3 separate regions of the Mus musculus genome follow, and regions 1 and 2 are each linked to region 3. Evidence: chromatin loops called from intact Hi-C (ENCODE). Cell type or tissue: heart. All regions are shown on one strand.

Region 1 (2,500 bases), 160 kb after region 3:
CACTGCCTGGCACTAACTAATTACTAAGTGAGACTGGGGTTCCTCTGCCTTGACTCTGCTCTCAATGCTGTCCAGATTGGTTCTTCCAGGGCAGTTTGGAGAGTTTCATTTCTCTTGTAACCTTTAGTTTTCCCAACAGGAACTATGATAAAACACTGCTTTCACACCAATATCAGATGACTTTTAAGGAACAGCTGTAAAGGGGGCATTAATGCAAAGATAAAGCCTGGCAGTGGTGGCACACATCTTTGATTCCAGCACTTGGGAAACAGAAGCAGGTAGATCTCTGAGTTCTGGCTACAGAGCAAGTTTCAAAACAGCCAGAGCTATACAAAGAAAACCTTTCTTGAAAAAAAAAAGTAAAACAACAACAGAAAAATAAATTTGGGTTATGAAGTAGTGAAGTTTTAACTATTTAAAGACAGATATTGCTTACTAAGATAGTCTCTCTCTCTCACACACACACCTATATAAAACTTTTATCAATGATCAAATTCAAGAGTCAGGTGTGGTGGCATATGCCTCTAACCTCAGGCACGGTAAGGCAGAGGCAGGTGAATTTCTGTGGGTTCCAGGACAGCAGAAGTTGACTCTGTCTCAGACAAGGGAACAAAACCAAAACAAATTCAAGTCAATTTATTTATTTTAACAAGACATTAAATTTAAATTTCATCTGTCATAGGTTTAAAACAGAATATGAAGGGGAAAGGCCAAAGAGATTGAGATTTTTGCTGGAGAATCAATAGGTTCATGGAGATAATAAAAAGAGTTTTATTTCTCAATTTAAAAAGTAACAGTTGTTTGGTTATTGCTGTGAAAAGAGACTTAATTGTGAACTAGTCACTTGTGAAGTGGTCATTTGCATGACCTGCTCTTTAACCCTTTGTTTATTGGCAGCTACTTTTTGTAGTTTAAATGTTTTATTATAATTTTGTGAAGAAAAGTATTTTTCTCTGCTAAAAACTGCATTGGATTAAAAAAAAATATTCAGCCACATAAGGCCATTTCTCCACTGTCTTAGTTCCCAGATGTTTTAAAAAGAAAGAAAAGAAAAAAAAACCATACTTTCATGGGTATTTTTAATGCGTTACTGTAGGGAGCGGCAGATTGAGAGTTAACGCCTTTCAGAGGGAAGAACAGTCCATTGGGGGTTAAACTGCAGAGTCTAATGGAATAATAACTGGTAGCACCATCTGCTGGCCTACTTCCGCAGAAGGAGTCAGTATTTTTAACGACATCTCTAATATTCATGCTGATGCGTTTTGATGCTTTGTGCATTCATTTCTTTCTGTGCTTTGTTGGAATCTGCTTACAGCTATTGAGGCAAGAGCTCGTAGGAGGGCTTGCAGCCTTTATCCTAGCTAAAGAGGATGAACAGCAGACGTAAACTTGCCAAGGCAGGAATGTGTTGATAAATCAAAATGTGTATTTGTGGACGGCTGTGCATCTCTCGGTTGCAGCTTGCTAAATAGGCCATTTAGGAGTCTTCTTTCAATGCTTTTTCCTTGAGCACTGCCTGGGGTGGTGAAAAAGCAGAGGGCAAGCCTTTGTCTGACGCCAAAAATGTCTTCAGTGAAGAGGCCAAGAGGAAGGGTAAGTGAAGCCTGAATGAGTGGGAGGAGGAGGGGTTCTTTGGGCTAAAAGGCTAATGGGATTGAATAACCCTCCTCGTTACTGGCTGCTGCAGCGGCGGCAGGAGTCGCACTGCATCGCCATCTTGAGCTGGGTGCTGTTTTCTCAGCCTGGGCTATTTGTTGTCGTCTGTAGGCCTTAAGGTGGCATTTTAGAGACCGTGTCCTTCTGTCCCCAGTGCTGTGACACTGCTCTGACATCTTGATGAGGCAGGTATAGAAAAGACACCCAGTAGAACACACTGGAATCGGCATGAAAATGTGCTTGGAAATTCCTGGGTTTTTTCTCTGCTGTAGTCACAGTCATGTTTACGGGTAAGAACCTAGCAAAACTGATCTAAGCCTATATGGACGAATGTGTGTTTGGAGAGGAAATTCTTTTAAAATGCTCTTGGTCTGTTTCCTGTGAGACTGCTAAAATATTAATAATTGTAATATAAAACTGAAAAGCTTGCTTCTTTCTAAAATAGCTTGAGTAAAATTATAATAAAGACAAAAATCCACATTTAACTCTTTCATGAGAAAACTAAAACTTTCTTTGATTTTAGATAAGAGAATGCCTGTTTACTAACTAGCTAGCTATGCTGCTGCATTAAAATAATTTTGTGTTCTCTTTCTTGTCTTAAAACAGGGTTTTTCTTTTTCTAAGGAGAAGTGATTCTAAGTTACAATAGCTATTTTTTTAATTTATTAATTTTGAGTTTTGGAAGAAAGATGAAAGAAAAGACTTTCATCCTAAGTGTAAATAATAATCACAGGACAAAATCTGAAATAACCACATTTCTATGCATTAGGAGTATCAACCGATCTGTCTCCCCTTAACCTGTATTTGCAAGTAGCTGAGCTGTGCTCTGTCCTAACTTCCAGGT
Region 2 (2,500 bases), 230 kb after region 3:
GTACTCAATAAATACTTGCTGACTAATTGCCTCTTTTCCTCTGGCTATGACTGACCTACTGACCTACTTTTGGTATCCTAGTCAATGTTCTGTTGATTATTCTTTTTCTTTTTTAAAAATAAATACATCTCTTTGGATTTTATTAAGTTTACATCTCCTCCACCTTAAACACAAATTTGTACACAAAATGCATCACGTTTGAACACAGTGTCTCTTCCACCATATTAATACTCCTTTTGATGTCATAGACTCACTTCTTTTATGTCAGGAACTTGAAGCCGCTGGCCATGTTACTTTCTCAGCCAGGAAGCAGAGAGTAGTAAACTCCTGTGCTCAACTCTATTTCTTCTCTAGAGCTTAGGGTCCAGGCATAGGGAATGGTGCCCCGCAGAGTGAGTAGCTTTTCCCCTCTGTTACGCTAATCCAAATAACCCCTAACCCAAATGACTCCTCAGGTCATTCTAGAGTCACCAATGCGATGTTTGAGAACAACTATCACACATCACTTACCACTTAGCTTTCATTATTTGGGGTTGTCATCTTGGTGGCTTAACGTTTTATATCTATTCTAATGTTTTCAGATCTCTATCTCAAGTCTGTACCTCTTACTTTAATTTTACCTTTTTATACTTGCCACGATTGGTTACTATGATTAGAACATTTTCTTTTTCTCCTTTCTCTGCTAACCCCTCCTTTCCTCAGCTCTATGGACTAAGCCTGTCTTTCTGTGTCTCCAAGTCTGTGCTGGGCCACATAGGGCCACATATCCAATACTGCATCATGCTATTGGTCAGGAATTCCTGCAGGTGCCTCTTTACAAAGTCAAGGGCATCCGTTTAAATTCATTGCAGTTATTGGTACTAAGCATATTTTGAATGGAAGATTTAACCTAGGAAGTCTTAAAGGGCCTTAGGCAGGAAATACCACATCATTTTCAAGGCAGAAATCAATCACTTGGGAGGCTGAACCAGAGTGAACAAAAGTTTCCTGTCTGCCTGATCTGCATAGTGAATTCTAATCAGCCTTGCCTCCATAGCATAGCACAGCCTTCAAAAACCAAACAAAACACAATAAAGAACCAGAAAAACCCAGCAACACATGTGAGTCTGTCTTGTATCCCTTTTGCTAACAGTTTACAAACACCTCATGTTCCTGTGGCACTCGGTTTGAACTACCAACTGTATGTATACTGACTGATGCTTTCACAAGCAGGAGCATGGGCAAAGCTTTTCATCACAAAGAGCCAGGCTTAAAGCGCCACCTGGTGGTGGACAAGGGACATTGTTTGATCCCATTTCTCCTCCTTTTGAGTTAGAAACTCCATCAAAAAATAAGTATTTTGGGCTGGAGAGATGTCTCAACAGTTAAGAGCACTGACTGCTCTTCTAAAGGTCCTGGATTCAATTCCCAGCAACCACATGGTAGCTTACAGCTATCTGTAATGGGATCCAGTGTCCTCTTCTGGTGTGTCTGAAGACAGCTACAGTGTACTCATATACATAAAATAAATAAATCTTTAAAAAATATAAATAAATAAATATTTTCTTTAGCTAAGTTTCTTTATCTTTTTTTCAACTTTTGAAAAGTGCAGAAAAATCATTCTATTTCTCTACTCAGTCGAAACATTTTCAGTTTTGGTTTGTTTCATAGCGGAGATACAATGAAGTACCTGCTTAAGGTGCTAACAGATTATCAGTGTCGCATCCCCCGAGTTCTTTCTCCCCATGGGCTAAGCCCTTCTGAAGACAACTGCGAACCACAGAGCTGAGCCACTCATCATCCTTTATCTCCTCGGGAAACTCTTTGTATGTGCCTTCTCTCTCACAGCTGTTGCTGGTCACATGAAGGGGTCTTTGTCGGCTCCAGGAGCACATTTGTCAGCTTGTTTTTATATGACAGCCAAATTATTAAAGAACTTTTGGCATAGAACTTAATTATTACCAGGAAACTTAACAGTTAAGATCTAAATTAATTGCTAATTAATTTAGGAAATGATAGTGATCAGACAGAGATAGTATTACTTTGTATTAGATTAGTTTTCTGACTCCTTAAAAATTAATAGTGTCATGAAATCAAATAGTAAAATTCTTAGTCTATTTTGTTTTCTGTAGTGTAGTCCACTCAGTTTCTACCCTTTGACTACTGAATATCAGGAAACATGGACACATACAGGACACACACACGCTAGCTATTAAACATTAGGAATGTATCTTTTATCCTATACTTGTTCTAAATTACCATCAAAGAAATAAACAGGCCTACAGGTGATGTCACCTGCATCATTTGGAGAACGTTTCAGGGAGAATGGTATCATGGGGTGGGAGGGAGTAGACGAGTTATTGCCAGCTCGCTGTTATAAAAACAGACAAACTGCCAGGTGATGGTGGCGCACACGTTTAATCCCAGCACTTGAGAGGCAGAGGCAGGTGGATTTCTGAGTTCAAGGCCAGACTGGTCTACAGAGTGAGTTCCAGGACAGCCAGGGCTACACAGAGAAACC
Region 3 (2,500 bases):
CTAAAGTTTGCAAGACCAATGGGCCTCTCTTTCCAATGATGGCCGACTAGGCCATCTTCTGATACATATGCAGCTAGAGACACGGGCTCTGGGGGGTACTGGTTAGTTTATATTGTTGTTCTACCTATAGGGTTGCAGACCCCTTTAGCTCCTTGGGTACTTTCTCTAGCTCCTCCACTGGGGGCCCTGTGATCCATCCAATAGCTGACTGTGAGCATCCACTTCTGTGTTTGCTAGGCCCCGGCATAGTCTCACAAGAGAGAGCTATATCTGGGTCCTTTCATCAGCTTGCTTTCTTATAGAACCCAAGACTACCAGTGCAGTGATGGCACCACCCACAATGGGCCCTCCCCGCTTGATCACTAATTGAGAAAATGCCTTACAGCTGGATCTCAAGGAGGCATTTCCTCAAGAGAGGCTCCTTTCTCTGTGATAACTCCAGCTTGTGCCAAGTTGACAGGAGGTGGGGAGGAGGAGGAGGAAGAGGAGGAAGAGGAGGGAGAGGAGGAGGAGGAGGGAGAGGAGGAGGAGGAGGAAGGGAAGAGGAGGAAGGGAAGAGGAGGAGAGGAGGAAGAGGAGGAGGAGGAAGAGGAGGACTTACTTTGGCTTATTGTCAGTTGCCAGTTCCAGAGAGTTTGGTCCATGATCTCTCAGATCCATTGCTTCAGTCATCGTATGCCGAGCTGATCACAGAAGGGCACTCTGCCTGCAATCCTCAAATTTGGAACCTGAAGCTGATGCAAGAGTTCCAGACCAACCTGGACTACATAACATAGCAAGACTGTGTCTGGAAAATAAAATAGCAGGGAGGAATGCAGCTCAGCAACTGAATATGCCTGACATGCACAAGGCCCTGGGTTTGATCCCCAGTGCCAAGGGAGGAAGGGAGGGGGAGGTGGGAGGGGCATTGAGCACAATTTGACACGGGAGAAAGGAAGTAGGCCCCCAGCTTCAGACTATAGATAGCTCTGAATCCTCAGTTTTTGCCTGTTCTTGAGAGCCAGTCTATGCAACTTCTAGGACGAGCGTCTTCTTGACATTCCTGAGTGTTCCTAAAATGGCTCATGCTTGCTATCCTGGCTGTGTCTGCTCAGCACAGTTAAGGAAGGTGACAACAAGCTGTCTCTCTGCACACGACACGAGGGATTACAAAGGAGACATCTTTGGCTTCTGGATTCCAGAGTTTTCTCCATGGCCCCAAAATCCCTGCTCTGAGAATGTGCAAGACATCCATGCTCAGGGCTGCCAGGCTGGCCTGCATCTCTTTGCCTCTCCTGCCCTCTAGTGGTCACTCCCCATGCTGATCTTTCCACACCATTTTTTTGCTACTGAGTTTTAAAATACAAAACCTGTAAAGAAAATTCTTGCAAATGTATCCAATGCTCAGTGGAACTTCATCTAGCTTTATATGTATTCGACATATCTATTTCTATATGTAGCTTTAAGATACCTTAAGGCTGGACTTATAGTTAAGTGATAGAGCACTTCCTTACCCAGCATACACAAGATCCCAGGTTTTATTCCCCCAGCACAATAATAATAAACTTACCTGTGCATTCATGTACCAGATGCCAATCCCACAAGCTAGGCCCTCTTCAGGAGAATCACAAGTTCAAGGCCAGTTTGGTCTATATAGCTAGTTCTAGGCTAGCTTGGACTTTAGAAGGAAAACCTAGTGTGTGTGTATGTGTGTGTGTGTGTGTGTGTGTGTGTGTGTGTGTGTGTGTGTGTGTGTGTGTGTGTGTGTGTGTGTGTGTTCTATTTTAAGTGTGTGTGTGTGTGTGTGTGTGTGCGTGTTCCATTTTAAGTATATTTTATAAACTTATTACATGTTATTATATTAACATATTATATATAAATAATAAGTTAAAATGTAGCTTTTATGTTCATGAAGCCCTAGCTAGAACGACTAAGAGTAAAAGTTCTAGTCAAATGTTCAGTGCAGTTGATGGTGCTGCAGAGGATACAGGGGATGCCCTAGAGCGTCCTGAAAGGCATCCTGGGAAAGTGAGAGTGAAAATATGAAGGGTGAGGGACCAGAGCTATGATGGCAAAAAGCCAGGGAGTTAGCAAGTCAAAACTTCTGTGTCCAGGGAGAGTAGGATGAGCTTGAAGAAGGGAACATAGAGCTGTGTGGCTGGAATGTCAAACACTGGAGCCTGGGATGGTGGGAATACAGACGGGAGGACTACACGGTGGTCTTCGTGTGAATCTTTGTCTTTATTAAGATGAACCGTTCATTCTCCCTTTCCTCTCTCCCTTCCTAGCCCCCTCCTTCTTCCTGTCTTCCCTTCCTCACTCTTCTTCCTTTCTCCTTCCTTCTTTGCTTCCGGTTGTAAACCCTGGCTGCCCCTTGGGACCATCTAGTCAAAACCTCAGCCAGCAAGATCATTAGGGCTAGGATGAGCATCTCTGGTTTTTAAGGTCTCCCTGGGTGATTCCAGTGTGTGGCTCCAGGAGAAGCCTCCTGGAGACCTAAGAAAGCCTGAATTGTTCGCTT

The links. Hi-C counts contacts between places; a loop is a spot of excess contacts. Peaks named below come from ENCODE experiments on the same cell type or tissue, not always from the same donor. Only the 100,000 strongest peaks of a DNase experiment are listed, where the experiment ranks them.
Region 1: it touches region 3 in a loop (5-fold over the local background); 2 of 42 quality-filtered maps call a loop at or near these places.
Region 2: a loop joins it to region 3, with 7 times the contacts of the local background. A loop is called at or near these places in 9 of 42 quality-filtered maps.

What each region holds. Positions count from the first base shown.
Region 1 is chr8:90,953,737-90,956,236 of GRCm38, forward strand. The region is part of intron 3 of Chd9 (chromodomain helicase DNA binding protein 9); the gene reads left to right. Among named protein-coding and RNA genes, the nearest start is that of Gm39221, 100 kb to the right of the region's middle. In heart, a CTCF peak has its summit at 1,194 (motif pointing left); a DNase peak (open chromatin) is centred at 1,695; H3K4me3 peaks cover 1,517 bases; H3K27ac peaks cover 1,656 bases.
Region 2 is chr8:91,018,722-91,021,221 of GRCm38, forward strand. All of the region lies in intron 25 of Chd9 (chromodomain helicase DNA binding protein 9), which reads left to right. Among named protein-coding and RNA genes, the nearest start is that of Gm39221, 39 kb to the right of the region's middle. In heart, a CTCF peak has its summit at 1,269 (motif pointing left); no DNase peak of the experiment used is centred here.
Region 3 is chr8:90,792,678-90,795,177 of GRCm38, forward strand. No RefSeq gene overlaps it. Among named protein-coding and RNA genes, the nearest start is that of Gm19935, 23 kb to the right of the region's middle. In heart, a CTCF peak has its summit at 1,296 (motif pointing left); a DNase peak (open chromatin) is centred at 1,234; H3K27ac peaks cover 215 bases.